Regions from separate parts of the Mus musculus genome. Here all the other regions are linked to region 1. Evidence: chromatin loops called from intact Hi-C (ENCODE). Cell type or tissue: heart. All regions are shown on one strand. Each heading gives the region's core, and the rest is flanking DNA. Links, peaks and the distances in the headings are about the cores only. Region 1 has its middle 7.7 kb from the start of Cryaa. Region 2 has its middle 37 kb from the start of Rrp1b. Region 3 overlaps Hsf2bp (heat shock transcription factor 2 binding protein). Region 4 has its middle 28 kb from the start of Gm30571. Region 5 overlaps Gm30316 (a long non-coding RNA gene).

The links. A loop is a pair of places that touch in the nucleus more often than their neighbours do. Peaks named below come from ENCODE experiments on the same cell type or tissue, not always from the same donor. Only the 100,000 strongest peaks of a DNase experiment are listed, where the experiment ranks them.
Region 2: it touches region 1 in a loop (9-fold over the local background); 12 of 42 quality-filtered maps call a loop at or near these places.
Region 3: a loop joins it to region 1, with 6 times the contacts of the local background. A loop is called at or near these places in 41 of 42 quality-filtered maps.
Region 4: a loop joins it to region 1, with 2.7 times the contacts of the local background. A loop is called at or near these places in 9 of 42 quality-filtered maps.
Region 5: a loop joins it to region 1, with 2.1 times the contacts of the local background. A loop is called at or near these places in 16 of 42 quality-filtered maps.

The regions. Positions count from the first base shown.
Region 1 is chr17:31,682,664-31,688,613 of GRCm38, forward strand. No RefSeq gene overlaps it. Among named protein-coding and RNA genes, the nearest start is that of Cryaa, 7.7 kb to the left of the region's middle. In heart, for the core only: a CTCF peak has its summit at 3,007 (motif pointing right); DNase peaks (open chromatin) are centred at 3,068 and 3,778; H3K27ac peaks cover 1,217 bases; H3K27me3 peaks cover 306 bases.
Region 2 is chr17:32,070,397-32,076,346 of GRCm38, forward strand. It overlaps the pseudogene Pdxk-ps. Among named protein-coding and RNA genes, the nearest start is that of Rrp1b, 37 kb to the left of the region's middle. In heart, for the core only: CTCF peaks have their summits at 3,130 (motif pointing left) and 4,991 (motif pointing right); DNase peaks (open chromatin) are centred at 3,145 and 4,985.
Region 3 is chr17:32,022,867-32,028,816 of GRCm38, forward strand. Hsf2bp (heat shock transcription factor 2 binding protein) reads right to left here. Exons shown (of 8, transcript NM_028902.1): 3 at 1-3. Among named protein-coding and RNA genes, the nearest start is that of Hsf2bp, 8.7 kb to the right of the region's middle. In heart, for the core only: a CTCF peak has its summit at 4,974 (motif pointing right); DNase peaks (open chromatin) are centred at 2,045 and 2,725; H3K27ac peaks cover 686 bases.
Region 4 is chr17:31,937,574-31,943,523 of GRCm38, forward strand. No RefSeq gene overlaps it. Among named protein-coding and RNA genes, the nearest start is that of Gm30571, 28 kb to the left of the region's middle. In heart, for the core only: a CTCF peak has its summit at 3,134; DNase peaks (open chromatin) are centred at 1,578, 1,938, 2,288 and 3,258; H3K27ac peaks cover 1,608 bases.
Region 5 is chr17:31,748,708-31,754,657 of GRCm38, forward strand. Gm30316 (a long non-coding RNA gene) reads left to right here. Exons shown (of 5, transcript XR_003952224.1): 5 at 1,250-5,950. Among named protein-coding and RNA genes, the nearest start is that of Gm30316, 16 kb to the left of the region's middle. In heart, for the core only: a CTCF peak has its summit at 2,764; a DNase peak (open chromatin) is centred at 4,934; H3K27ac peaks cover 1,879 bases; H3K27me3 peaks cover 589 bases.

The DNA.
Region 1 (5,950 bases), core at 609-5,608:
GCCTTATGTCCTTCACAAATGTGTGGTTAGGTGGGCTGTAACATGAGCGTCCAAGGTTATCTGATCTGGTCCTCAGCATGGAGCTGTCTTTGGGGGCAGGATCTTTACAGAGTGACTGGGATCAAGTGATCCCTGATCCAACCTGACTGTGTCACTACAAAAAGAGAACAGGGCTTCCCCTTTCCCTTCCCTCCCTCCGTCCCTCCTTCCCTCTCTCCCTCCCTCCCTTCCTCCCTTCCTCCATTTCTTCCCCATACCATTCTCTCACCCTCCATGCCTCTTAAACTTGGGAGCCCTAAAGGCCATAGCTGGGGCGGCTTTCCCCGTCTAAGACGCTCTGGGATCTTGGGGGAGGGGTGATCCCCAAGAGTCTCCTCTTCCTACAACAGGCAAAACTAGTCCTGGGGCCTGGTTGCCCACTCCTTCCGGGGCTGCCTGTAGCCTATATCTCCCCAGCTGCTCTCCCTACCCAGGATTCCAGGTGACTTCATGTCACCACAGCTACTAGGGGACCAAGGTGCACAAGACCCTGTGCAGGCCCAGAGAAGGTCATCCTAAAGCAGCTCTGGGGGTCAGTGATGTGTTTATAAAAAGAGAAAGAGAGAGGGGATATGTTTGGTGGGTATGCAGTCAGGTGTGGGGGAAGGAGGTGCCTCCGTGGGCCCTGCTGAGGCATCCCTTCTCCCTGAGGGACCAGTCACTCTTCTGTACAGTGCTATTCTGTATAGTACAGAACAGAGTTTATTAAGGGCATGGGGAGGAGAGTCAAGAGGGTAGTAGAGGCAGAGGAAGGCAGAGAGAGAGAGAAGAAGGAGGAGGAGGAGGAGGAGAAGGAGGAGAAGGAGAAGGAGAAGGAGAAGGAGAAGGAGAAGGAGAAGGAGAAGGAGAAGGAGAAGGAGAAGGAGAAGGAGAAGGAGAAGAAGAAGAAGAAGAAGAAGAAGAAGAGGAGGAGGAGGAGGAGGAGGAGGAGGAGGAGGAGGAGGAGGAGGAGGAATAGAGGCTGGCCATGAGCATGAGGAGAAAGGGGGGAGGGGAATGGGGAGACAGTGGGAGCAAGAAGGCAAGAGCAAAAGAGGGGGGGGGGCAAGCAGCTCCTTTTATAGTGAGTCAGGCATACCTGGATGTTGCCAGGTAACTGTGGGGTGGAGCTTAGACAAAATGCTAACAATCAGTACTGTCATGTTTGTCTAGGCAGAACCCAGACTTAGCCAGGGACACACTGAGGCCCTGGGACAGCAAATGGCAAGGCCTGGAAATCTCAAGATCCACCCGGGCTTCTTTCACAGGTCCTATGTATTAGGAGTTGTGACAGGTGACCCTGACCTCTTTTGGGGTCCTGGTGAGGTCTGTTAGATGCTGTCCCAGTAGGAGGCTATGATGACCCAGCTCTAACACACTGGGTATAGCCGTGTCTAGGACAAGCTGCCCTCTTGGGGATCTGATTAGCTGTCAGAGGTTGTCCAGACTTGGGGGCTTTTGTCTTTGCTGGTCCCACAGGCTGTGGAAAGAACTCCTCAACCGTCAGGCTGGAGAGCCTGGTGTACAGGGCAGGGCATGCCAGCTAGGATGATGCCCTAACAGGTACTGGTGATGCTGAAGGAGAGGCTGGAGGACAGCGTCCAATTTGATACATGAATAGGCACCCCAGTTAGCCATTTGTCCCAGGTTCGAGACCTAACAACCTGATGACGTCATTGCCATCACCACTGTCACTAAGAGCATCATGACATCATCGCCGCTGCCACCCTCACCGTTCTAGTTCTCTCTCTGTCGCTATAGTAAAACTCTCTCACTAAAAGCAACTTACGGGGAGGAAGGGTTTATTTGATTTACACTTCCAGGCTTCATCCTTCACTGAGGAGGGTCAGGGTAGGAAATCCCGCAGGGACTTGATGCAGAAACCATGGCGGATGATGTTTGCTGACTTGCTCCAACGCTCACGTTTAACTATCTTTCTTTCTATTTTTTTTTTTTAGAAAAAAAAAACATTATTTATTTTATGCATATGCATACACTGTTGATGTCTTCAGACACACCAGAAGAGGACACCGGCTCCCATTACAGATGGTTGTGAGCCACCATGTGGTTGCTGGGAATTGAACTCAGGACCTCTGGAAAAGCAGTCAGTGCTCTTAACCACTGAGCTGTCTTTCCAGCCCCAGTTAGCTTTCTTATACAGCCCAGGACTACCTGCCTGAGGAATTGTGTTGTCCATAGTGGGCTGGTCCATGATACATCAATTAAACAACTAAGACCATCTCCCACAGACATGTCCACAGGACAATCTGATAAAGACTCAACTGAGAATCTTCCCTTCTGCCCCCCCCCCCTTTCCCTGCCTCCAATAATCTCAGATTCTGCTAAGCTGATAAGTAACGCTAACTGGGATGATCACCTGCATGATAATGTCATCACTGGCCCAGAACGCTGGCCGCACTGGCAACTGGCAGGCTTCATGCAACCTACCCAGAAGCCTGTGGCTTGGTGAGAAAAATCCTGGCTTAGAAATGGAGTCACTTGCCTTGTGTTGCCTGCTGGTGAAAGTTGGGTGAAACCCACCTCTTCCTTTAAATCATTGGTTCTCAATATATGGGTGGTGACCCCTTTGGGGGTTGAAAAACCCTTTCACAGGGGTCACATATCAGATGGCCTGCATATGAGATATCTACATTACAATTCATAACAGTAACAAAATTACAGTTATGAGGTAGCAACCAAAATAATTTTATGGTTGGGGGCGGTCACCACAACTTAAGGAACTGTATGAAGGGGGTGTGGCGTTAGGAATGTTGAGGATCACTGCCTTAAAGCCAGCACTTTGGATCTCCAGGTAGAAGGTTATTATAGAGTCACAGGAAATCAGCAGAACGGGGTCTCTGAGGAAGGCGGTAGATGCTGCTCCTGTTCTGTGGGGGATTTTCTTTGTGGCAGCAGGCTGATTTATCAGTCTCTCTGCAGGAGAGTCCCGCGTTAGTTTAACATGGTGTGACACAGTCTGACCACCAGGTGGCAGAAGAGGCATTGCCTCAAAGAGGAGACCTTGCCAGGCACCGACTCAAGAACACCAGCCTTAAGGGTCACCTTCACTAGGAGACAGGGAGCAGCCGCAATAAACATCAGGGGCCTGGTTCTGGGGGCCGTTGCCTGTGTGACAAGGAATTGCAGGAGATGCCACTGGCCCCAGGAGTTTGGGCCAGCAGAGCGCCTAAGCAGGGGACACACAAAGGGCCAGTTCCTTCATAATGAAGAATCTGGAACATAATGGAACAATCATTTGAAGGGGAGGTCGCCTAACAAGGCCAGCATCGTGCTGGCCTGCTTTCTCTGCTGCGGTTCCAGCGCACACTGACACGAGCTGTGAGCCGGCTGGACCCCAGGGGCTAGGGCTTCTTCCTGAGAAAGAGACAGCCAGAACTGCCTCCTTCCGGCCACGCTGCAGAGACCCATGTGGGGGCTGGGAGGCTGGGAGAGAAGGGGCTACCAGGCAGCCTCAGCTAACACATGTGTTGAGATCATAGGTTCTGTCTTCCTGGCTCGGCTTGCTGACAGTCTCAGCTTAGAAGGAAAGGCATGAAGGAAGAGTTGGAGGCTACCCAGGATACCAGCCTTCTCTGCAGGGTAGAACTCCCCACCTCTAACCTCTATCTCCTGCCCTCTCCATCTCTCACTTCAGGAAGTTTGAGAGGGGAGCCCCAGGCTGCAGCTGTTAGGAGGTCCTTTAGCCTCTGTTCCTCCCTCCCACGGCAGGGGGATGGGGGCTGCTGTTGTTAGCTTAGAGGCTGGGAGCCCCAAGGACATGGGATTTCTTCCAAGATTCCTGGCTGAGGACTGAGTTAACCGAGAGGCAGGCAGAGCACAAGCCTGTGCTTGCAGGCTGTCATGAGAACACGACAGAAAGGAAAACATGCAGGTACGCAGGTGTCGTGTCACAGGCATGCATGAATGCACACATGGACACACATGTGCAAACACACACACTATGAACACACACCATATATACCTCATGTGTGCGCACACACACAGACACCCACACATACCACAAACAGCCTGCGCACACATATGCCGTAAACACACCACACACACATATACCACAAAACACACCACACACAAACACCTACACACAATATATATACCACAAACATACCATACACAAATCACAAACTCACACTACACACATGTACATACACATATACACAAACACATGCCACATACATACCACAAACATACCACAAATACATACACACACACATACACACACACACACACACACACACACACACACACATATATATATATATATATATACCACAAACACACCTTCTTCTTCTTCTTTTGTTTTTTTGTTTTGTCTTTTGAGACAAGAGTTTCTCTGTGTAGCCCTGGCTGTCCTGGAATTCACTGTGTAGATCAGGCTGGCCTTGAACTCAGAAATCTACCTGCCTCTGCCTCCCAAGTGCTGGGGTTAAAGGTGTGCGCCACCACTGCCCAGCACCCTTGAACTTCTATCTCTGTCACAATGGTTCTTCCCATAAGCCCCTGCTCCCAGTTCTTCTCGAGATCAACTGACTCAGGATATCATGACTCCGTCTTTTTTTATTGGTTTTTTTTTTAAGATTTATTTATTTATTTATTTATTTAATGAGTACACTGTTATCATCTTCAGACACACCAGAAGAGGGCATTGGATTCCATTTCAGATGGTTGTGAGCCACCATGTGGTTGCTGGGAATTGAACTTAGGACCTCCAGAAGAGCAGTCAGTGCTCTTAAGTGCTGAGCCAATCTCTCCAGCCTCATGGTTCTATCTTTAACTCAGTCATTTCCGTGAACACCCCATATAAGGTTACACATTTGAGTCTGGACGTTAGAAGTAAGTCATATCTTTCTGAGAATAGGAGACCACCCACAAGTCCCTGATGTCCCCAAGTTTGTCTTTGTTTCACATACACTGTTGTGCCTGCCCTCTCCAGGAAGCCCCTGATATCTGAGGACAGATATCAACACACTTTAATGATGAAGAAACCTATAAAAGTATAGGATGGAGAGCCACAAGCCTGAGTCCAGCCTCTAGCCGGCTGAACCAGGAGCACACACAGTGACCCATGAAGTCAAGGCTAAGTTCACTTACTCTTTTAAAAACTTACTATCATTGTATTATTCTTCGAGTGGTTTTGCCTGCACCACACATGTGCCAGGGTCTGGGAAGACGCTGGAAGACGGTGTTGGGTCCTCTGGAACTGGAGTTACTGTTTGCAAGCCTCTGTGTGAGTGCTGGAAATCAAACCCGGGACCTCTGGAAGAGCAGTGAGTGCTCTTAACCACTCTCTGTCCCCAGTCCCTTTCTTCTTTTGAGAAAATTTCAAGATTTGTTCAGTAAATTGAAACAAATGGCCCGTGATGCCCTTAAAAATCAACAAACCACGAAAAGAAGCCCAGCCTGTTTCCCGCCCTCAGTATCCTTTGCCGAGCTGACCGTGGACACGTCTGTTTGAGGCCGTCAGCAAAGGGCCACCCACTCCTGATTCCCAAGGGCTGAGCTGTGCTCTGATGGACGAAAGCCCGTGTTTCTGTTCTAGATGTTTCTATGGCGATTCACAGTGCACACCCACAGATGACCCCGGTTTAGCATCTATCCCATGAGTCACCTATTAACAGGCTCAAGGCAACTTCTGACCTAGCCTAGGCTACTGCCACCTTCTGACCCTGACACTTGTTCCAGGAACCCAAGAATGTAAGAGAGCTTCCCAGGGGACAGGGACTCTGTTGTCAGGGATCAGGCCTCCCGTCTTTCCAGGAAGAAAACATGACCTCAAATATTACTCAGGGCCTCTGTCACTCTTCCACATTCCTGCCATAAGGCCAAGAGTGTCTTTGGCTGGCCCTGATCTCCAGGAAGGGAGGCAGGACTGAAGGGCTGGATTGGAGGGAACCTCTGTAGCATGCATAGTTTC
Region 2 (5,950 bases), core at 686-5,685, 390 kb after region 1:
AATATTCTTTCTTAGGGTTTTACTGCTGTAAACAGATACCATGACCAAGGCAACTCTTATAAGGACAATATTTAATTGGGGCTGGCTTATAGGTTCAGAGGTTCACTCCATTACTATCAAGGCAGGAGCATGGCAGCAACCAGGCAGACATGGTGCAGGAGTTGCTAAAAGTACAACATCCTATTCTGAAAGCAAACCGAAGAAGACTGGCTTCCAAGCAGCTCGAATGAGAGTCTTAAAGCCCACACCCACAGTGGCACACCTCCAAATAGTGCCACTTCCTGAACCAAGCAAATTCACACCACTACAGCCATGGTGTCTCTTCACAGCAATGGAATTGTAACAAGACACAAAGGATGCTTCCATGTTGTATATAGAAAAGGCGGTGATCTCTTGTACCTGGTACCTTCAGAAGGAGATTTAATGTCCCATTTAAATTCATTTGGTTTAAAAAAAAAACAGATGTGTCCTTTAATGGAAAGCAATACAGCAGTCACTGGACAGGTTCTATCTCTGCTCTGTCCCTGGTGGTCCCCACCATAGCCTCCCATCCTCTTTGGTGATAAATGGCCAAATAAGCACTCAGGTGTCTCTTCTCCCTGTGCACCTCCTTGCCTTCAGACACACTGCTGAACTCTTCTAAGGTTTTATACTTAAGGGTGTGGGATAGTCATGATCATGGGACTCCCAAGCTCGAGTCACCACCCAAGGTCACTGTCAAAAGTCATGGAGCCAGATGGCACCAGATCGGCAGCCAATGGCTGGTCTTCAGATCCTTGCAGGGAGCAGCCAGGCAGGTTCTTTGTCTCCAAGTGTCCACACTCTGTGAATCATCCCAGAAGCCCTAAAGCACCAGACAGTCCCCCAAGACTGAGAAGACTAAGAGAGTGAAGAGTGAGCTGCAGACCACCACAGTTGTGACCAAGCACCTCCTTTCCTTGCCACGCTTTCTGGGCAGTAACCACAAGGAGCACGCTGGGGAGAAAGGACCACACTAGCACAACTGCAATGAAAATATTTATTTGTGGATAGTCATAAAAGACAACAGACTAGCACAAAACAGACACAGCTACACAGTGCTGACAGGTGCTCATGTCCACAAACATGCTGACAGGGAACAGTACACAGGACTGGGGGACTTGGGCAGGAGACCTCCTGAGCCCAGAGCACACCCCTCCTGCACAGCAGGGACTGAGGGGCTAACTGTGCTTTGCTCTGAAGGCCACAGAGGGGTGGTCTCTGGGAAGGACTAGCAGGGTCGGGCCAGCCCCACAGGTGCAGCCCATCCTCCAATTGGTTGACATTTACAACACATGGGTGAAATTCTGACAGGCTCTGTGTCAGGAATGGACAGCTATGAAGCTAAGAGCATTTGAGATGTTGCCCATGTCTCATCCTTCAAGAGCTTTGTTCATGAAGAATTCACCTCCATTCACAAAACACTGTCATCACACACACTCCTCCCCCATCAGTCAGAAAATGGTCTCAGGTGTTTTGTGGGACTCACTGAGGCCTGAGCTTTGAGGGAACCTTGCTTCGGCCTTCCTGCTCTGTGGGATATGAGGGAGAAGGGTGTGCTAAGCTCATGTCCTCTACTGTGTTCTGTCACCCCCAGGACACACCCTCCTCATGTCAGGCATGAACTGAGTCCTCTGTGACAGTGTAGCTCAGAGGCTTCCAGAGCCCCAACCCAGGTCACCTACACCTGCTGCATGGGGCAAGGCAGGCTGTGAGGTGCAGACATGGCTTTACCTACCCAACATCTCACGGGGCCTGCTGGCTCTATAGGACGGGCAGTGAGGTGTGGCCAAGGTTATACCCAAGGCCTTCTGGGAACTTCCAAGCATGGAAGTCTGAGTGGCAGGTTCTCTCCTGTTTCCACCCACCTGTAGCGTCAGGGGAGAGGCAGCTCTAGCTGGCTATTCAAGAGCTGACCAGGGCAGGATGGGGTTCCCTGCCCTAGGGAGACCTTTTGCACCTGGAATGTGGATCCTGTTGCACCAAGACCAGAACCTGCCTGACGGTGAACCAGGGGAAGAAATGAGATGCTGGCCCGGGGGAGCTCAGCCACAGTCAGGGACGGTAATCCAAGGGAGACGGAGACTTCTGCTCTGAGGACATCCTCTGCCTGGCTCAATAGTGTGGAATCTTAAAATTGGGTTTATGGGCTGGCGAGATGGCTCAGTGGATAAGAGCACTGACTGCTCTTCCGAAGGTCCTGAGTTCAAATCCCAGCAACCACATGGTGGTTCACAACCACCCATAATGAGATCTGACACCCTTTTCTGGTGCATCTGAAGACAGCTACAGTGTATTGATGTATAATAATAAATAAATCTTTTTTAAAAATTGGGTTTATTCCACTAGGAATTAAACAAGAAAAAAAAAAAGGAAAAGAAGAAGGAAGGGAGGGAGGGAGGGAGGGAGGGAGAGAGGGAGGGAGGGAGGAAGGGAGGAAGGAAGGAAAGAAAATTCCAGGAGTAATTGGGGGGGGGCAATGTGTGAGTGAAGGTGTCTTACTCCATAGCTATCCTGCTGCCTCAGCCTCTAGGGTACTAGATTGTAGGTATCACCATGCCAGGCAAAAAATTTCTATTGGCATAAAAAGATTAAATACTGTTAAATTTAAAATTGCACATTAAATTCTGGTTTTAAGCAAATTAAACCCACTAGGGTGCAGTGAAGGGCGAATATGGCATAGAAAACATTATTTTATGTTAATCTCTCCATAGAAAGTGTCTGCAACAAGAATAAACCAGCAAGGAGACACAACAGTGCAAAACACACCGATATTTACAAACTGTCAGTTCTGGCCATGCTGACCACGCAATGGCTTTCTGGGAGGTCAGGCTGACCTGGGGACACACTGACTCCCACTTACTGTCAGGTGTTGCACAACACCAAGTCTGAGGCCTGACAGAAAGATGTACACGCACACACACCAAAACAAAAAAAAACCCAAAAAACAAACAAACAAACAAACAAACAAACAAACAAACAAAAAACCCAAAAACATCAAATCTCCCAGCAGGATGGCAGGATGGCTGTTTAATCAGTTGGTACCAGCATCTGCCTGGGCCTCTGACACTGCTCCACAGGCTCCACCGTGCCCCCTGCTGGTGGATGCTGAGACTGCAACTGGACTGGCACCTGCCAGCCATCTGCAGCTGTCACAGAAAGTGTGGACAGGCACAGGCATGTCCAGCTACACCTCCACCCCAAGGCGTGTCTCCATCATTGGGGGGTGGGGGGGAGTGACATTCATTCAGACCTGGGGACCAGGTTCAAGCCTTCCCTGGCTCACCACTTTCCCTAGAGACTGCAGCTCTAGTGTAACCTCACACTGAACCTGACCTCCCAGAACTGCCCCTTAGAGGGACATCCATTCTTAGCATCCACTGGTGGGACCCGTGGTTAGCATCCATCTGTCACATGGACAGACATGGCTTTCTGCAGGTAGCTAGCTACGTGGATGTCTGGAAGAGAAGCACCCCAGATGGCAGCAATAAAAGGGGGCACTGGGCTGCGGCACCCTCCTGAAGGCACACCACCAAAGCCTGGGTCCATGCCTGTCCACTCAAACCCCAGTGCCCTCTCTGGTCCAGGTGGATACACTGCCCCGGAAAGGTTCACGGAGGGCCCAGTGCAAGCAGGTGGGCCCAGCCTGTGGTCACTGGGCATGTATGAACTACCTAAGTATGGCTTGATACCCCAAGTTAATGAGTCCCCCAAAGGGCTGCAAGGAAGCGAAGAACTTGGAGACAAAATACATTCACTTCTTCTTCCCTTCACTTTACAGTGTAAGGACTGAAGTAGCTGGAGCCGGGAACTCTGTCTAGGAGCTGCCCAGGAGCACAGCAAAGGCCTCAGCACTGCTCTGGCCAACCTGGCTCCTTCCAGGGACCCTACCTTCCTCAACAAGGACAGGAGACAGCCTGACCTCTAACAGCCTGTGCTGGTCTCTTATCTCAGGTGGTGCTGCTGACATCATACTGGGAGCACAGCCTGTGGGGCGCACAGTCCCCTCCTTTCAAATCCCCACTTCAGCACAGAGGAGCCTAGAATGCTCCCACTGAAACAGCAAGTGGCTTTAAAAAAAAAAAAAGGCTCTCACCGTTAAGGAAAAGGACCGTGTCATTTGTCATTTTTACATTCGTGGACATACTGCAGAAGTGAGACAGAGGCCCAGGATTATCACACAGGAGCAGGCATGACTTAAGAAGAGTCATATGTGGGAATTCCTTCCTAGCATCCGGGAGGTGGAAGGAGACGCTTTGAGGCAGGATCAAAGTCCTACTGGGCTACCCTGGGCTAATGCAGCTTCCTTACTAAGCTCTGGAAAGTGAAAGCAAAAGCCAATTCTGACTTGGCTACTAGGGGGCCGGACCCAGTGCTTGCTGGCTGGCAGGGCTGCAGACAGTTCTTTGGAAAGCCTGACCTCGGCCAGCACCTCTGCCCATGCTCAAAGCACTAATCATTTCTTCTTAGTCACGTGCTCTGGGCCTTATCCCCTGGCTTCCAAGGCAACCTCCAATTTCTCCTTAGACTGTGGCTTCTGTGAAGAAGCAAGGCAAATCTCAAGAACTGAAGTTCATTAAAGTGGGTGTGGGTGCTGACTGAGGTCAAGGGATGTTGTGAACAGACAGCCCCACTCACAGTCATGACTGGGGATCCCCAAACTCTGGGAAGTAGAGCCAAAACAAAAAAAACAAAAAAAACAACAAAAAAAAAACTCACCCTTGAGCAGTAGGCAATGGGACATGTCACAGTCTCCTGAGGGGTCTAAGAGCTGCCCCTGCATACACAATGCCAATATGCTCTGTAGAGGAGACCTTCCAAGGAGGCAGAGAGCTAGCTGACTTCACATCAGGGCCTCTGGCCCCTCAGCATGAGGTGGGCACAGAATCCAGAAATGGAGGGGGAGGGGGGAAAACCTGCACTTAAGTCCGCCACCAGGGGGCAGGAGCCACCTCTGTCTCTCCTTCCCTGTCTGTCCAAACCCCTGTGCAGCGATGCACTGTCCCCAGCAGCATGTGGCAGGTGCACTGCCACCTGACAGTTCTGCAGGGCTGGGTGAGTGCCCACAAGAGCCCAGTGAGGCAAACTTCCCTGAATCCCCAAGCTGCCCTGCTCTCAGCAGCTCAAACCCATGTTGGTCAGCTTCCTAGAATTTGCTCCAAAGTTACAGGAGACCCTGCAGACACCCAGGCCGCTTGCAGATCTCCTGGAATGTTCAGGTTCCTTAAAAGGTCCCTGTCACAGTGACCACATGCTTGTGTGCCTTCCCAAGCACGGGGATATGAAACCTTCCCTCGCAGCCCAGCAGCTCCATACGTGTGACATTCTGGGACACCCAAAGAGTGGCAGAGACACAGAAACTCTAATGCAGGAATAAGGGAAAGCCAGAAAGGCAACGAAAATATTTGGCGGAATTCTTCCAATGCCAATGGTTAAGACCTAACCCGAGTTTTTTTTTTTTTTTTTTTGTTTGTTTGTTTGTTTTTTTTGTTTTTTTGGTTTTTAGTTTTTGGAGACAAGGTTTCTCTGTAGACCAGGCTGGCCTCGAACTCAGAAATCCGCTTGCCTCTGCCTCCCGAGTGCTGGGATTAAAGGTGTGCACCACCATGCCCAGCTGGCTGGCTTGCTTTCTTTTTCTTTCTTTCTTTCTTTCTTTCTTTCTTTCTTTCTTTCTTTCTTCCTTCCTTCCTTCCTTCCTTCCTTCCTTCCTTCCTTCCTTTCTTTCTTTTTTTTCTAACCCAATTTTAAAGACAGCACCAACATGGGCAGAGTCAGGACTGTGTATACACAGGGGGCAGTGACAGCCAGTGACCAACAGAAAGGTCCAGAGGCAGCAGGCTGGCCTCCTCCACCTTCCTTCCTTCCACACGCCTATGAGGCAGTCAGAGGCCCAGAGCCTTTGGGGGAAGGGACCATGGTTCTGAATCACATA
Region 3 (5,950 bases), core at 473-5,472, 340 kb after region 1:
GGTCTAGAAGAGACAGAAAATTACTTAAGACATGTGGAACCACATACAACATTCTTATAGTCCTGTGCCTAAGCTCTCTTCCAGTTTCCAAGCCATACGAGTAATCTTTTTGTTGTTGTTAGACGGGTGGGGTGGGAATAGATGCTGGAGAGTGAACCCCATGCCATGCACACTAAGCACAATGTGGTACTGAACTGCCTCCAGTCCTGAGAGAAATTCTCCTGTTCTCTTACTTTGTGATTTTAAGATCTCATTTTCTGCCAGACGGGTACTCAAGACTTCAAGAAAATGAGTTATTTAAAGTACTGAAGGCAGAGCTGGGACGCTTGACTCTCTCATGGCACAAACGTGTGTCTGTGCCATAAAAAGCAGAAGGCATCTCATGAGTGGCTGGTGCCAGCAGGAGCTGACTCACAGAGCAAGTCCCACCAACTGGCAGACTGACTCAATAGAACAACTGCAGTAGTAAACGGAGGCGGGAAGCAACAGAGATCAAGACAAGAACATGCTACAGTGAGGGGGTAGTGACGACGTAACACTTCCTCTCCACCAGCATTTAGCTTATGAGTCAAATGGCCAACAAAAAACTCAAAAGACACCCACATCAATAAACCAACGAGAAGCATATTATCAACTTTAAATACTGTCATACTGCAGAAATACCACTGTTCAAAAAATGGGGTATTTAATTCAAAATTTTAATAGTCTGATCTCAAGGCTAAGAAATCAAACTCTTTTTTTGCCAATATATATGCAAGATTTGAGAATAAATACTAAGAGAGAGCAGCTGGCTAAAGCCTAATATGCTTAGGATCCCAGGGGACTTGGACCTGGCACATGGAGTTTATTAGGTGGGCCTCAGAACTTACATCTCTTCTCTGTAAGGTAACTCTTTCCTATTACCACTTTCATGGACATATCTACTACATTTGCCCCCTCCCCCCATCCTCCACTCTCATGCATCTCCCACTGCTGCTGACCACCTGACTGTCAAGAAGCCTCCTCTTACTCTCATGGCTTGTGGATGCTGTTAGGGTTGGGTATGACCTTCTCAGTTTAGCATCTGTTGTGTGAACAAGAAGCACAGGTGACTTACCAATGACTACAGCAGTGAGAAGAACCACTCCCCTTCCTCCAACAACCAGTAGCTGCCAACTGCTCCTCAGGGAGGGGTAAAGAGAAGGTACATTTCTTTTTTTAAGATTTCTAAAGATTAGCTAGAAAGATGGCTCAGTGGTTAAGAACACTGGCTGATCTTATAGAGTTTTGTTCCCAGAACCCACATGGCAGCTTACAACTGCCTGCAACTCTGACTCCCAATCCTGGCTCCTCAGTACCAAGTGTGAATACCGTGAACAAACATACAAGCAAGCACTCACACACACATAAAAGAAAAAAAAATCCTTTTTTTTTTAACTGTATAAATGTTTTGCCTGCATATATGTATCTGTACCATGTTCACACCTGGTGCCAATGGAAGCCAGGAGAGGGTGTCAGATCCCCTGGGACTGGAGTTATATACAGTTGTGGGTTACCAGTGCTGGGACCCAAATCCTAGCCCTCTCTGCAAGAGCAGCAAATACTCTTAACCACTGAGCCATCTCTCCAGCCCAAAGAAATTAAATTTCTAACAAGGTTCCTAGCAGAGGCTTTAATTAATCATACTTCAAAACCAACTACTTCAAATCAACAGCCTCAGCTCTCATCACTAGCAGCAAGAAAGGAACACACAGTGGACAAGAGAGCTCAGCTACAGCAACAGGAGTATAAACAGAGGGTAATGAAACCCGAGTAAAGGAACAAATGCTTAAAGAACATATGCAAGACCACACACCCCTCCACCTCAAGGAGGAAAGGTTTACAGGCTGGTGATCAATCATGTGCAGGCAAGGGAAGGGGCACGCTTTGTGCTCCAGAGATCTGAAAAGGCAAAGGAACACTTACACAAAACCCCCAGGGACTGCCTAGAGCCATGTGGCATCCCAAGCATTCTGGAGAAAGAACAAAGAAAGTGCCTACATTTCCTTGAGACCCTGTCCAAGAAGGAAGATTAGAACCCAAAGGTCAACAACAAGGTGGAGATTATGAAACCGGCTGGCAAGGTCCCTTTCACATTTCCTAGAAACATGCAAGCCCCGCTGGACTATTTATTCTCCCCTACGTCAGAGCTTTCTTCCCCGACTTTTCAGGTATGTCATACCATGTGAACTCTCCTTCGTCCCACTAATCCTGACCACCCACGAAACCAGTGAGCAATGGACCTTCATGTCTTAAAATAACACTGTTGAAGACATGTAATCGTGTTGAATGTTATCTACACATATACATTATAAGCATATGTGAATACATTCCACATAACCAGACAGAAACTAAGTAGTAAAAGTATCAGCAGTTTCGATATTTTATCTTTGCAACTAGCTCTTAAAGTCTGCTTCTATTATTAAACTTTGCTACTCGAACACAGCCGAAAGGAGGGGAGCAATTAAATCTCTGCAAATCTTGCATGTAAAAATATACAGAAACCAATTTTAACCATCCAACACTTTTGTTATAGTAAATTCCTCTCTGTGTAGCTTTATGTGGACATGCACAGGTTTTCACACCAAAGCAACAGGCTCAACAAGGCCATTGTCACAATATGGAACCCCAGAAAAGTTCAGGCCATACTGCTCAAGAGACTATTTCCATCCCTACAGCAGTTGTATCAGCTGTGTCAGACCACCGCCTAGTGGCCTGATGGAACCATTGCTTGCAACCTACCACCGCCACCAGGACATGAGACTATCATGTTGTTTTATGCTGCACCCCAAGGGCTTAGAAAAATGTTTGGAATGTTGTAGAATGAGTATCACTTCTTTATACATTCTTCATCTTCTACTTGGACAGAAAAGTACAACTTTAGTTAAAACAAAAGATCTCCCTTAAGAATGTACTGCTTTTAAGTCAGGTGGTGGTGGAGCATCCTTTTAATCCCAGCACTCAAGAGGCAAAGGCAGGCTGAACTCTTGAGTTCAAGGCTAGCCTGGTCTACAGATCGAGTTCCAGGACAGCCGGGACTATACAAAGAAACCCTGTCTGGGGGTTGGGGACTGGGGACAGTGGGAATATACTGCCTTTGGCCAGGAGTGGTAGTGCATGTCTTTAATCCCAGCATTTAGGAGGCAGAAGGCAGATCTCTATAAGAGTTCCAGGCCAACCTGATCTACATAGCATCTCTAAAATGGTCATAAAAACAATACATAAAAAAATATATTGCCTTTGCAAATGTTTTCAATCTACAAACATAAATAATATAGACAACGCAATGACTGATACACAGAACGGAAACATCTTACACAAACTCTGTATGAAAACAGGTTATCTGTCACCCAGCCTAGCTGCTTCCACTGCTTTTGCACTCAGAACAGGAGAATCTCTAGCAACACAACTGCATAGAGGCTGGCACATTAGACAGACTAGGGATAGAGGGAAGCCATGTACGTCGCAGACTATTTCAACAGCAATACTTTATACAGCTCAGGCTTTGTTTGGGGGTTTAGATCACAGAGTCTCACTGTATTTTCCAGAATCCAGCTGCCCCAGCCTCCTCCGGGCTGGGATTATAGGTGTGAGCCACACATAGCCCGATAGGTTTGAGTTTGAATTGTTTTGGTGGTATTGGTAGCTGGTTTTTTTTTTTTTGTTGGTTTTTTTTTGGTTTTTGGTTTTTTTTTTTGTTTTTGTTTTTGAACACAGATCAAAAACGTTCAGATCACACTGGGATCTGGTTTCTCTTCCCCTGTTACCTGGCACGTCTATAACACGTCATCAGTTGTTTTTCATTAATGTGAAATACTTTTTACCACAACAGCTGTCTGAAAACACAAACACTTTTAAATAACCACTAGCTTTTTCCTCCCCAGTACTCCGGAAGCTTCAGAGAAAGGAGTGCAATACTGACAAGCTCCATCTCACTCTGAGCTGAGATTTGGGTGGCACAATCCCTGCCAAGCACATGGAATGCAGTCCCATGGGCTGCGGACTTTCAAACCCTAGTCCGGGTGCTATCAGGGCCAAACTCACTGTGAGAGCTTGACAGGTAGACTTGTTCCTTGCCTCTTTCTGCCCAACATTCCCTGGATTAAGTAGCACTTTGGCAGACCCTACCTCCACCTTCACATGGCCTGTTCTTCACTATCTTCCCTTTCTGGCCTCCCTATATCTTCACACAGACCTCACTGTGACCCTGGTTAAAACTCTCCTGACAAAATGGACTAGAGCCCAACAGGCCTCACTGTTCCCCTGTGACATTCTGAGGACCTGGGGACTATACTTGAAGCTATCTTTTCAGGGAAATGCTTGACAGATACTTCTGCAACTTGCCAGGGTTTCATCAGACTGTCAGCCCTTTGTCAGGCGTTCCCACTCACATGGTTTTCCACAGCAAACAGACACCTCCACAATGATTCTGCATCCTACACGTTTCCCAGGAATAAGCCGTTGCAGTAGCTCAAGGGCTCCAGAACTAAAGACCCAGCTCCGGACCACTGTTCCAGAGGAGCTGTTAAGTATCTCAGGTGCACAGACTAACCCAGTGATCCACAGAAGAAGGCCAACTACATTTACCTGTTGAACACTGCTTTAGTCTAGCCAATTCATTTCCACAGTAAGTGGACTGTACACTGGACAACCTGCACTTTCCAAATTGCGGAACTGAAATCCATTGGCCAAATGCTATACCAAATGCTGTCCCCTCTCTCTTGAATAAACTACTTCTCGGATGCCTTTTAACTGCCCCCCTAAGTCTACTCCTTCATAAAGCTGTCTAGGATTCCCCCAGCCAACCCCCTTAAGATTCTGATGGCCTTTTATGGTTGAGAGACATCTGTGACATTGCCTCCCCTTATACTGTCTTTGTTTTTCTTTTCTTTCTCCCTATTCCCCAAGATTACAATCACGTGGTGTACTCGTAGATTCTTTCAAGTAACCAGTAGAGGGCCCTCATGGACTGAGATCCTCAAAGCTCACAAGCTGTTCTAGTAGTATCTAAAAATCCCAACCATCCTGTCCCATTTGAAGGCACAAGACTCTTGGATGTCAGGACAATCTGGATTTGGCACTTCACCCCACCCTCCACAGGGCTACCTGGCTGAGTAGACAGGCATGCCCTTACTTATCATCCCACGCACATCCCTTCCTAAACTAAATGTCCAGTTGAAGAGGACAGCCTTCCCTGATCGAGGAAGACCATTCCTCAGCCAAGGACATATACATAGCTGTGCCCCCTGCTAGAACTGCCAAACAAGCTCCTTAACCTCTGAAGGCTCTGCTCCTGAAGCTGACCAAGACTCAGCTAACCCTTTACCATCCTCACTGTAATAATAGAAAATTATACAAGAACTCAGGCACGGACTCTGTCCTATTAGCTGAATGGTCTTAGATGATAACTGAAAGTCCCACAGTGCTTTCACTCTGTCTCAGTCTCAACTGAGACCTCAACACAATCAACAACAGTGCAGAACTCCTCTACCAGTCTGTTCTTCCAGTGCTCCATGCTGAAGAGTACTGATAATGTTTTCACAGGAGTACTTTCCAACTTGGTAAACCTCAAGTCAAGGCTATCCTAAGCTCACTGTGTGATAGTGTCTGAGTCACAACGGAAGCTGCTAGGCTGTGAATCTGCCAGGATGCTCTCTCCAGTACACCAGGAGCTCAAGGAGCTTCCCAGCTGGAAAACACTTCCCCCAAGATTCCTACAAAACACAACGAAATGCTGGTCAGCATGTAGGACACAGATGTCCTGCCCTTCCGTATCCCCATCATGCCTGATCCTGACCTACAAGGCTGTGCCTTCCTTTCATTACCAGAACCTATCTTGTTTTCTCATGACCCCACCCATCCAGTCAGAGTCCAGTGGAGCCTAAGACTCACCCTGAGGCTCACCAACCCTTCTAAGTCATCTGATGTTCAG
Region 4 (5,950 bases), core at 464-5,463, 250 kb after region 1:
GGTCCCTTTGCCACAAGCGTGTGCCTATAGAGCCCTCACTTCAGATCATGCCTCAGTGTGTATGAAGAGCAGGTTCCCGGGGAAGCACTCTTTCCAGTGAAAGAGTCTCCCTGTGAATTCCAATCTACACATGTCAATGCACACGTGTCCTTTCACAGGATAAATCCTCTACATCGGATGGAAGGGTGGGTTCCATGGATGATGGAGTCCGAAAAATTCAATCTCCACAAGCTGTCTGTCTTCCCAGAACACAAAATCTATCTGACACTATAGAAGGGAGAGAGAGGCTGGGGAGACGGCTCTGTGGGTAAAGCATTTGCCACCAAGTGTGAGGGCCTGAGCTGGAGTCCCTCGACCAACAAAAAGTTGGGCATAGTAGGCTGCATCTAATAACTCCCAATACTTTCATGGAGGGATGGGAGGCAGAAATGGGACAATCCCCAGATGCCTGCAGGCTAGGGAGCCTGGTGTACATAGTACAGGAGCAGAAATGTAAGAGAACCAGTCTCAAACAAACTGGAAAGAGAGGACTCCCACCCAGGGCTGTCTTCTGGCCTCTACCCGCATGCCTTCCGTTCAGCAACACCTGGTAGGCTCGGTACTCAGACCCTGGATGGCCAAGTCAATCTGGTTAGAAGAAACAGAAACCACTAGACTGGCCCTGTGACACCATGAGGGAACACACCCCATTTCTTCCCAGGATGTTCTTTCCCCACCCACCCCATTCTCTGATAATAATATTATCAGATAATAATATTCTCTGATAATAATAGATAATAATATTCTCTGATAATAATAAATCTATTTATTTCTCAGAATACAAATCAAGACATCACACAGCATGACCTAGCTTGTAGGCCCTTTCCCTGTGACCCCCATCTCTGTACGTGGTGAACCCTTAATGCATCATCTGATGATGACAAGGACCGTGTGGGTGTGATGCAAACCCCAGCCCAGTCTTTCTAGAACTTGGTCTCGAACCTTCAGCTTCCTCCCCAATTACAATCACTCCTTGGATTTGCCATCCACATGGGGAGGCTTGCCTGAGACCAGCCCAGTGCTCCAGCCAGCTTGGCCTGCCTACATGCCAGGCTCTTGGGAAGCACTGTGACCACGCTGGGCCTGAGCCACGACTTTCTAAATCACTCTGTTTTCAGTCTAGCCCGCTGGAGCGCTGGCTCACTGACACACCTGTTCACTGCACTGCGTGCATTCCCCTTACTCTCACTCACTGACTCACGGACGATCTATCCTGCCTCGGGTAGAAATTACATAGCGAGGGCTGGATGGCCAGGAACACACACCCTGACCTGCATCAGGCAGGAATGTAACTCAACTTTCTCTCAGATGACCTGGCTTCTCCCAGAGAAAAGCCAGAGGCAAGCAAGACTCCTGCACAGGCAGCTCTGCTGAACTTAGGAAACCCCAGGGAGGGAGTGGGCCAGAGAACCAGAGAGAAAGGGAGGCCGGTCTCAAAGGTCAGGTCTCCAGCCATCCATGTCCATGGACAGCAGAGGCTCTGTCTTCAGGGAACTTCCGGGGCCTGCACCAAATATGGACATCCTTTTGGAAGCTGCTGACTAGGGGTTGGGGGTGTCCTCCCTCTACTCTGTCCCATTGGAGATAACTAGGAGAGGCTCCAGAGAGCTTCAAGCCCACCTGGGCACAGGAGTGGCTGGAGAAAGTGAGCAGACCCAGGAGTGTCTGTAACTGCCTAAGAGACAGATGCTTGCAGTTCCAGGGAGGGGAGTTCTGGAGTACAGTCTCTGAACTGCTTAGCCAGAGTCTGCAGAACTCTCCCAGTTGTACTCTCTGGGGACTGAGGGTAGATGACAGAGGTACCCTTGGAAATACCCCAGGAGATGCTGCAATACCTCGGGGAGCCAAGTGAACTCTCAGATATGTCCACAGGCCAGATCTGGGGCAGTGACCTGATCCATGGCTGGGCAGCGAGGCGGACCACATTCCTTCACTGTGTTGTCCTTGGCTGGAGGCCTGCTCCCACCTTTGTGTTTGCTATGCCAACAACATACCGGTAGATTTTCAGCAGATACCTAAACAGTGCGAGTCGGGGGAAACTGATGGGCAAAACCACGGCTTTCCAAGGTGACGAGGGATAGCTGGTGTGCACACTACACTGCCTTCTCAGTTCTGATGTTCTGAGAGCTACCCGATTTTCTTAGTACAAAAACCTGTCCCGCTTAGAACGTGAGAGGCCTGAGGGAACTGGAGGCACTGGCCAACTGGTGTTGGCCGGGGTTGGGGTGGGGCTCTCCTATTGTATGAGATGACATATACCTACAACCCATTTTCACAAATCTACTCCAGATAAAGCCTCCAGACACCACCGGCATGGCGTGAGGCTGCTGAGGACTGCGTACCCTCACACCCTGAGAAGGCCGTGCCTCCCATGTTGTCACTCACAACTCAGGTAATGAGAGCAGACCTCTGTGAGACCATGAGAGAGCATGCCATATCCTGGGGATGCCTCTTGGAGGATGTCTTGGGATATTTCTTTTGGGGGGCACTTGGCCAGCTGTGGTGCAGGAGCCAGTGGCTATGGACGGAGAGGTCTGGGGTCTCAGGAAATGTTCTGCTTTTCCACAAGGCATGCTATTTGAAGGGTGGTATGGCGGCTAGGCTCAGTGATATCCTAAAGCATAGCACGTGCACATTTATAAGGAACTGAGAGGTAAGCTCAACACTTGCTGGTTGTTCTTGGTGCCCACATTCCTTAACCCTGGTCACCCCAAAGCATAAATGCTGCCCGCCTGCCTTTCTTGTCTTCCTTGGTGGTGAGGCCACTTCATGTGGCAGGAACTGGGCACCTATGGCCCAGCATTGCCTGTTCTCGATAAGGTCAGAGTTCAGTCCCAGCCACAAACACTCAGAGAGGAGACAGCGTCTCCCAAGTCTGCACAGCAGTCCCTGGGAAGGACACGGCGCTCTCCCAGCACCAAAGCTCTTGCCTCTTCTGAAGTGAAAGCTACATCTCCACAGGCTGAGGAGGGCATGGCCCAGGCCAGAATGTTCTGGAGGACTGGGAAATAATGAACTATGTGCTAAGGAAGGTACCCATAACACATTTTGGGAAAGAGAAACTGCAGCATGGCTTATGCAAGCGACACTGGATGCAGTATGCCCTCTAGGGCAGGAATTAATGCCAAAGGGGACTGCTTGGCCCCGAGTTGTATGTGACAAACAGGAAGGCTTTTCACCTGCCTGGACCTTAGTCAAGGGTTTCCTGAGACAAGATGATAGGATCAAGAGCCCAAGAGTACAGGCAGCTTTGTTCCTTGCTGGGAGTCTCCTGTGCTAATGACGTCAACAGGATAGACAGGGCCCTGGAGCTAGCCAGCTGGCAGGTGCATGAACCTCGGACACCACTCTTACCCCAAAGCCTGAACCCTAGGCCTAGGCCCAGGGTTTATTTGTTTCCATTGAGATTCTAGTATAACCTGAATAAAGCTTTTTCCTGGCAACCCCCAGAAATGGGATTCTTTCCAGAACACTAGATAAAAAGGGAGGCTTTAGGAGGCAAGGAAGCCAGGAACCGAGACAGCAGGAGGGATGGTGCTCCACTTGAGGCCAGCCTGGGTTCAGGGCCCTGGTGGTCAGTGAGTTGCTGGTAATATAAGTGGCAGCTGGCTGGAATCTTGTGAGGTAGGGACTTTAGGTCAGTCCTGCAGGACAATGATAACTTGCCACCACTTCTACAGAACTGACAGAGTGTCTGAGCACGTACACTTGGTCTACAGCCAAAACACAGTCACACTGGTAACACAGGGCTGGTCTCAAGAATACACAGGGCTTTAAACCCGTCTCCTGGCCTCACAGGCCCATCAAATGCAAGGGGAATATGTGAGGGAGAAGAGAGAAATGTCTAGTGTATCACAACTCACGGCCTTGGCTGCTCAGAAGCATGTGGCCTTTACCTGTGATACCTGCTCCTTGGAGAATGCTATCACGTGACTGTGATTCACCTTGGAAAGAAAAGGCACCAGGCCCAGGCTGGCTTAAGCCTTCCCACCCTCCCTGCACCCTCTTGGGGCTGCCCTCACTGCCTAGTCCAGCTTCATTCATCAGCGCCCTGGCTCCCTGGGTACCAAGGAAGAAGAGGCCTTTATCCTGGGAGGGATTTGTGGACATCAGCTCACAGCAAGTAGGAAAGGGCATCACTATCAGAGAGAGAGAGGAAAAAGAGAGAGAGAGAGAGAGAGAGAGAGAGAGAGAGCCCATTTAATGCTTAAATCCTTAATCTTCTTATATTCAAGTGTAAATCCAAGGTCTCCCCACCCCGCCTTCCCACAGCCAGCTCTTTTACAGCATCCACCACAGGGTCAGCTGCACTGTAGCTCACCCTCCCTCTGCAGGCCCTCCACGAGTACTCTCTGGCCTCCTGCCTCCTCTTGCTGCCTGGAATCTTCTTCGTGGACAGTCACAGAAGTATTCTGCATGAAGCTGGAGCTATAAAAATGCCTTCAATGAAAAGCCATGCTGACTATGTGGGCAGGCGTCACTTTGCCAACTGTCAGTCACTGTGCCGGGAACATTAGGCTCACCTCTGAGAGGAGCAAGAGGCAAGTCAGGGAGCCCCTCTGGGCACAGTCTATAATCCTTATAAAAAGGGCTACTCATGGAGCTAAAGTGTTTAAAACCCAGAAGGCAAAATATACACCACCACTTTCTGAGCTCTGAAAATCACATTTGTTATGATGTGTTGAAATGACAACGACAAAGTTGAACACGCTATTTGGAAAACTGGATATCCACACACCCAGCCCTCTACCTTATACCATATGCACGAGCTGGGCATGGTGGCAGCTTCCTCGGTTACTCAAGATGTTGAGATTGGAGGACTGCTTAGGTCCAGGAGCTCCAAGTTACACTGGGCAATATAGTGATACTCTCATCTCAAAACAAAAACAAAACCCTCAGAGTGGATGAAAGCTCTAAAGCAAAGAGATAAGACCATAAAAGTCACATGAAAGCAAGGGAGGGCTTCCCTCATGACTGCAGATTTGGTGATCTCAAAGACGCTGAGAGTAAGATGTAGATAGAAACAGAAGCTGGCCATGATGGAAAGGGACAGCTCCTCCATGTTAGAGGACACTGCAGTGAAGATGTCCTACGAAATGGCGGCAAGCACCGGCAAGCCCTCAGTCTGATCAGGGATCCTGAACATGTGGAAACCCTGCAGCTCTGCCACAGAAAACAATAGTTCAATTCAAAAATATCTCAAGGGCCTCAACAGACCTGCTGCCAAGGCAGCCACAGCAATGGTCACTATAGGCAGCATGCAGCGCTGGGGAAGAAAAGACCACAGTGAGACCTGCATCACGGCTACTACCATGAATGGTCAATTGGTAAGAAAGAAACAGCAAAGAGTGTGTAGATGAAGACTCTTGCACTGCTGTTGGTGAGAAGAGACTGTGTGCAGCTTCTGTGGTCAGCAGTTTGGCTCAGTGGATAAAACTTTGCCATGAGAGTGTGAGGACCAGAACCTGGATCCTTAGGATCCCTGTAAAAGTCAGGTGGGTGTGACAGTTCCCCGTAATCCTTATTATCCAGCAGGTAGAGACAGTGTCCCTAGGGCAAGCTGGCTGGCTGGATTGGCTGGAATCATCAAACTCCAGGTCTGGTGAGAGATCCCACCTAAGTATATACCTCGGGAACTAAGGAAGACATCCGACATCGATTTTAGGCCTCCAAACTTACACATAGGCACCTGAACATATGCATGTGCAACCACACACACACTTATTTATACAAGCAAAAAGACTTAAAACACAGTGTTACCGCATGATCTAGCAATTTCACTGCTAAGAATCAAAAGTGGGGACTCAAGCAGACCTTTGCACACTTGTGTTCTTGGCAGGCTTGTTCACTAGTAGCTAAAAGGTGGAATGAACCCAAATGTTCGACAACAAATGCAGAAATGCACTGTGGT
Region 5 (5,950 bases), core at 471-5,470, 66 kb after region 1:
TGCATGTGGTATGCCTATGGCATGAGGGATATATTCGATGCTGTGTTTATATGGTATATAGGAGTGTGTGTATGTGTGAGTGTGTATAAAAGGTGCTATAACACAGTTGTGAGTAAATCAGTGGGGGATGTGGAACTTGGTGTGAGTATGAAAACATATGTATATGCGTTTAAGTGTGTGTGTGGGTGTGTGTGTGTGTAACATATTTACAAGTATGTCTGGGCTGTGTCATGTCCCTGACAATGTTCATCAGAGTGTGCTAGGGATATGTTTGGGAGTGTAAGGGGTATGTGTATAATTTGTGCATCTGGCATGGTGCCCGTAGCTCTGCTTCTTCCTCACATACTACATGCTATGTCCTGTCCCATGGATGGGGAACCCCAGGACCCCTGAGCTCCCCAGGCAGCCGCAGGGTGGAGAGTTTAGATAGCAACTCTCTCGACGAGGTTCCATCTTGTTTGGGGGTGCAAAGGTCAATGGTGAGAGTTGTCATACTGCTTGCTATTCGTCAGCACTAGCATTTCCAGACTGACCAGCCCAGGGCAACGAAAGGCCATAGTCCCTGAGATTTGCTCAACCATTTCAAGACATGATTGGATCTGGGTCAAACATACATGGTATGTGTTTTGAAACAAAACCTAGTGGGGGGGGATCTGCTCTCAGTCATACAGCCAACCTGGAGCAGGTACAGAACCCAGTAGAGGACTTACTTGATTCAGTGGCTTAGACTGTGAGGAAGTGGAAGCCAGGGGTCTGAGCAGTGCTCCCAGTATACAAAACTGGGCGCCTGAGGCAGGAACAGGACGAGGCAGAAGCCTTGAAAAGGAGGGAGGCCAAACAACAGTGGCTTGAATCCTCAGCATCCTAGTGAAGCTGACCTCGGGAGAAGAAGCATGGCCGGATTCTATGATTCCATCTAGGTGAGGGTGTGTGGGCATGGGCGGAGCTGGGCAGCACTGGGTAGAGCTGGGCAGCGCTGGGTAGAGCTGGGCAGCGCTGGGCAGAGCTGGATAGTGCTAGGCAGAGCTCTAGCATCACCCAGGTCAGGGAGATGGCTGTCAGCTGGCCAGTCATGGTGCAGACCCAAGAGCCCTGCCACAGAGCAAGGGAGAAAAGGCAAGGGAGAGTGTGAGTGAGGCCTCCCTGGAAGACTCCATCAGGGAGGAGGGGATGCTGGCTTTCTAGCAGCTTAAAAGGCAGATTCAGAGAATGTAAGAGCTGCTTTGACAAGATCACATTTTTTTCACAGGACTCTTCGGGAAGAATGAGGAAAGATAAGACCTCGGCACTGAGAAGATGTGGTGCAATTCAGCGGCTGGGTCTGTTAGAGAGCCGTGAGCACTGCGGGACTGGACAATCTAAGTACAGGCCAACATGAAGGAATGCTAGAACTAACAGAAGCCCCAGCTCCACAAATGTACAAACCAAGCCATCTCAGGGCCCCTGAGGCCCTGATGTCTTGCTATGGGCTTTTAGCCAATCATTACGCACCTGCCTCCCAAGTGCTGAAGAAGTCAGGTAGTCCTTTCTTTCTGGCTACCCGTGTCCCTAGGTTGCCCAGGTCTTTCATGTGGATGCAAACAGGAGGCAGGTATATAATCATAGGCCCTGCTGTGTTCTCTTGGGGGAACATCTAGGGTGTCGTGTTAGCAATGTCAGGATAGTGTTCCTTGTACAAGGCTGAGCCTGAAGCTGCTTTCTCCGTCACCCTCAGAACCATTGGTACGGCTGGCCACCAGTTGCTATAGCTATTGGTAGTACTGCTTTGTGGTCGCCTGTGGGTCCAGCTGGCTGGCCCTGGTCCACACCCTCAGTGAGCTCAGTCCTCAGAGCCAGGCTGTGGGTGGGTAGTCTTGGGAACCCCTCACCCAGGGCAAAGCCAATAGCTCTCCACTCTCTCTTTTGAGTGTGAGTGATAAGTGGGTCCTGAGGAAAGTTAGTGGCTTGCTTGCCTCTGAAATGTCTACTATATTCCTGAAAGCAGGATCACTCCTAGGTCACTGATAGGCTCCTAGAGCCAGTATCTCTGCAACTGCTGTGGGGCTCATGGGATTCTTCTAATGGCCATTGTTTATGCTGAGGCTGGTGTACTCATTCATTCATTCATTCATTCATCCACCCATCCCAATGTGACGATTAGCGATAACTGTCAATGTGATACAATCTAGAGTAATTTAGGAAGAGAGTCTCAGTAAAGGACTGTCTAGATCGGGTTGACCTGGGGCCATGTATGTCTATAAGGGCATGTATTGATTACATTAATTGAGCCTAAAAGTGGGTGGCACTATTCCCTGGGTTTGGGTCCTGGACTATATAAAACAAGAGAAAGTGAGTCAGATGGAGGCATGCATTCTCTGCCCTTGATAGTAGATGAGGGTGGCTGCTTCCAGGTCCTGCTGTCTTGAATTCCCTGCTGTGATGGACCAAATCCTGGAACTGTGACCTTCCTCCCCTAAGTTGCTTTTGTCAGGGTGGCTTTTTTCTTGTCTCTTTCTCTGTTTCTTTGTTTCTTCCTTTGCTTCTCTCTCTCTCTCTCTCTCTCTCTCTCCCTCTCTCTCTCTCTCTCTCTCTCTCATTTCAGCAACAGAAAAGAAATTAGAACACCATCTATCTACCTAACCCAGTTGGTGGCAGGAGAACTATACCTGGCCCCAGGCTCCTAAAGAGAGAGCTCAGGTAAGCTGCTGCACAGAGTCCAGAAGAGGGTGACAGTGAGTGACTGGCAGGACCAAAAGCACTATAGCTATGGTCAGGAGGACCCCTGGAGGTGACAAGTGGAGGAGCCCTGGGATGGAGCAGGGGAGGACAGTTAGGGTCAAGGAAGTGATAGGGCACGAAGAGCCAGGAGGTGGACGGGGCCAAGTGGGTCTCATGTGGCCCCAGGATCCAGGCACATCTTGACTCTGCCTGCCACAAGGGACCCATACTCTTCAGAGCTTCTGACCTGTAGGATCTATCCATCTGAGTGGCTTGAAGTCATGCCTTTCTCCATGGTAACCTTCACCTACCCCCTTTCTCCTGCCCAAAGATGCTCTGTGTCTTCACCTTCTGGGTTAGTGACCAAGGGCTACTACCATAGCAACCAGGGATACTCCTCCCCCCATCTCTCTCTTCCTTCTCTCCCTTTCCTGAGTCTTGAGTAAGCTTGTCCCATGTTAATCCTTTCTCTCCCTCCCCTTTACCCTCCCTTCTTCTCTCCCCTTCTTACCCCTCTTCCTTCCCACCCCACTTATAGCAATGTTACCCCCATCAAGGTTCTGGCCCTGCCCATCTTCCCAACTCCCCTTTCCTGGGGATCTCTAGGCCATTTCTGCTCCATGGTGGGCACAGGACACATTTACACATTCACTCTCACAAGTGAGGGAAGGAAAGCCAGTGTTGTAACTCCAGGACTCCTGGTTCCAACCTCCTCTCAGCCTCCTGTTACCTCCTTCCATGAGCAGGACCAGCTCCTTGCTGATCCTTGAGACCCAAGAGCTGCTGAGACTTATGATGTCACCCCCGGTAGTGGAGGTGGCACCATCTGTCCTTAGCTGGTGTACTGGCTGGTTTTGTGTGTCAACTTGACACAGGCTACAGTTACCACAGAGAAAGGAGCTTCAGTTGAGGAAATGCCTCCATGAGATCCAGCTGTGGGACATTTTCTCAATTAGTGATCAAGGGAGGAGGGCCCATGGTGGGTGGTGCCACCCCTGGGCTGGTAGTCTTGGGTTCTATAAGAAAGCAAGCTGAGCAAGGCAGGGGAAGCAAGCCAGTAAGAAACATCCCTCCATGGCCTCTGCATCAGCTCCTGCTTCCTGACCTGCTTGAGTTGCAGTCCTGACTTCCTTGGTGATGAACAGCAGTGTGGAAGTGTAAGCTGAATAAACCCTTTCCTCCCCAACTTGCTTTTTGGTCGTGATGTTTGTGCAGGAATTGAAACCCTGACTAAGAGATGGGATTGAGAGCTGAGCCTGCAGGAGAGGGGCCATCTCCTCAGACACCAGGCTTGTCATATCTCCCTAACTTCTTTAAAAATCTAGAAGATGATGTGCCATGCCTCCAGCCATATCCTGGAGTTGGCTGTTTCCACCCAGACCTACCTGGACTATAGCTGGTGTTTGGAAATTGTCATCCAAAACAACTACTCCTGCCCCATGAAAGGCTGAGTCTCCGGTAAGGGAGGAGAGTCAGGAGGGCTGGCCAGGTCTCCTGAATGCATTCTCATTGACCTTAACAACCAGGGGTAGCCTGATGGATGAACGGACATAAAAGAGAAAGCAAGTGCACCCTACAATAGGCTAAAGACCAAAGACACCCCTTCCTTCTTCCATCAGCCTTTCTGTGAAGTCATGAGGTCAAGTCCACGTACCCATGGCGATAGCCTGGTTTTCTAGAAGGCTCTCAGACCCAAACCTCATCTTGGACCCCACAATAACACATATTTTCTCTTTTCTGGCAGTGACCTGTTCTGTGCATCCCCCTAAGTACGTCTCCATGACGACACACTCTTGGAAATCAAAACTGCATCAGAGGTATTCCGAGGTGGGTGCACTGGAAAGCCTCCACTAGAGTGCCTGCTTCCCGGGCAGCTTGGGCTTGGCAGCTGGGCAGGAAATTGCACCATCTGCCCCACTAAGTGCTTGGCAGCACACAGTGGGAGGACAGGGTTGTGTGTGACCCAGATCACCTTAAATGGGACTTTAGGAACCCATCCATCGCCTCATCTCTAAGGACAATAGGGCCAGGGGGGGGGGCGGAGTTGGCCCTCGCACCTGGCCAGGGCTGGCTGAGTGATTCTAATGCTCTCTCAGCTGGGGTTTTCCCCAGGGCTCTTACAGCTGCCTGGAGAAACCAGTAGTACCCCACCCACGGGAACTGGTTTTCCTTCATACATAGGGTGGAGGCCAATGTAGCTGGAGGCCCAGTCGAAAGCAGAAACTGAACAGGCTGTACCCAAGAATGCAAATGTCCCCATCCACAGAAAAGGGAAGGGGCACCATCCTCCACTGAAACTGGCAGCTGGCTGTGAGCACAGCTGAGCAAAAGTTCTTCCCCCATCCCCCAGTGTCAACTCTGTCCCACTGTGGGGAGTGGCAGTAGTCAGGGAGGCATCTCTGGTTAATGGTGCCACTGCTGCTCTGCCTTTGTCATGGACATCCTGTCACAGGGACCCAGTTTGTTACCCCCCAATTCTACCAGAGTGCTGCCATACCTTCATGGTCAGCACACTGTGCCCAACCGCCTTGGTCTCTCTCCTGGATATGCTAGAAGCTCGGGTCCTGCCCAAGGCAGGGCTGGGGAGGAGGAGCCCAGCCCCACGGAGGAGCACTGAGCTCTGCAGGTAGCTGTGTGCTTACCCAGGATAACAAGAGGCCCAGGGTGAAGCCCTCCCCTGAAGGTGGGAGCCTGGCCAATGAGAGAAGTCTAGTCACAACAGCCTCTCCGGGGGACTGTCTACCTGGAAGGCCATTCCCACCAACACACACATAGTCAGGCTGGCACTTAGCAGGAAGTATCTCAATTCTCAGGGCTTCCTGCTATAAAGTAACTCTAGTCCTTGGAGTTAAGCTCATGGGTTACCAACAAAGACTCAGCAGGAAGCTTCTGATAGGACCATGTCATGGAAAGGTCCAGAAGGAAGGTTCGACTTGGCAGCTCACAACTGGGGCCACTGTGGGCCACTTAGAGACCAGTAGGTCAGGCTGAAACACCTTTTAGTTCTTTTCTGCCTATATTTCCTGCAGGCAGCAGAAGGAATGGCTCCCAAGCACAGCACATGGGTCTGTGGCCAGAAGGTCTAAGCTATGACCTTAGGTATCTCTTTTCTCAATAGATTACCATCGTAAGGATGGAGAGATGGCTTGATTGAAAGCATCTGCCACCCAAGCTCACAGGCTGCCTGCCTAGCCTTATCAGCAAGCTCTAGGTTCAACAGGAGATTCTATCTCTAACAGTAAGGCTTTGATGG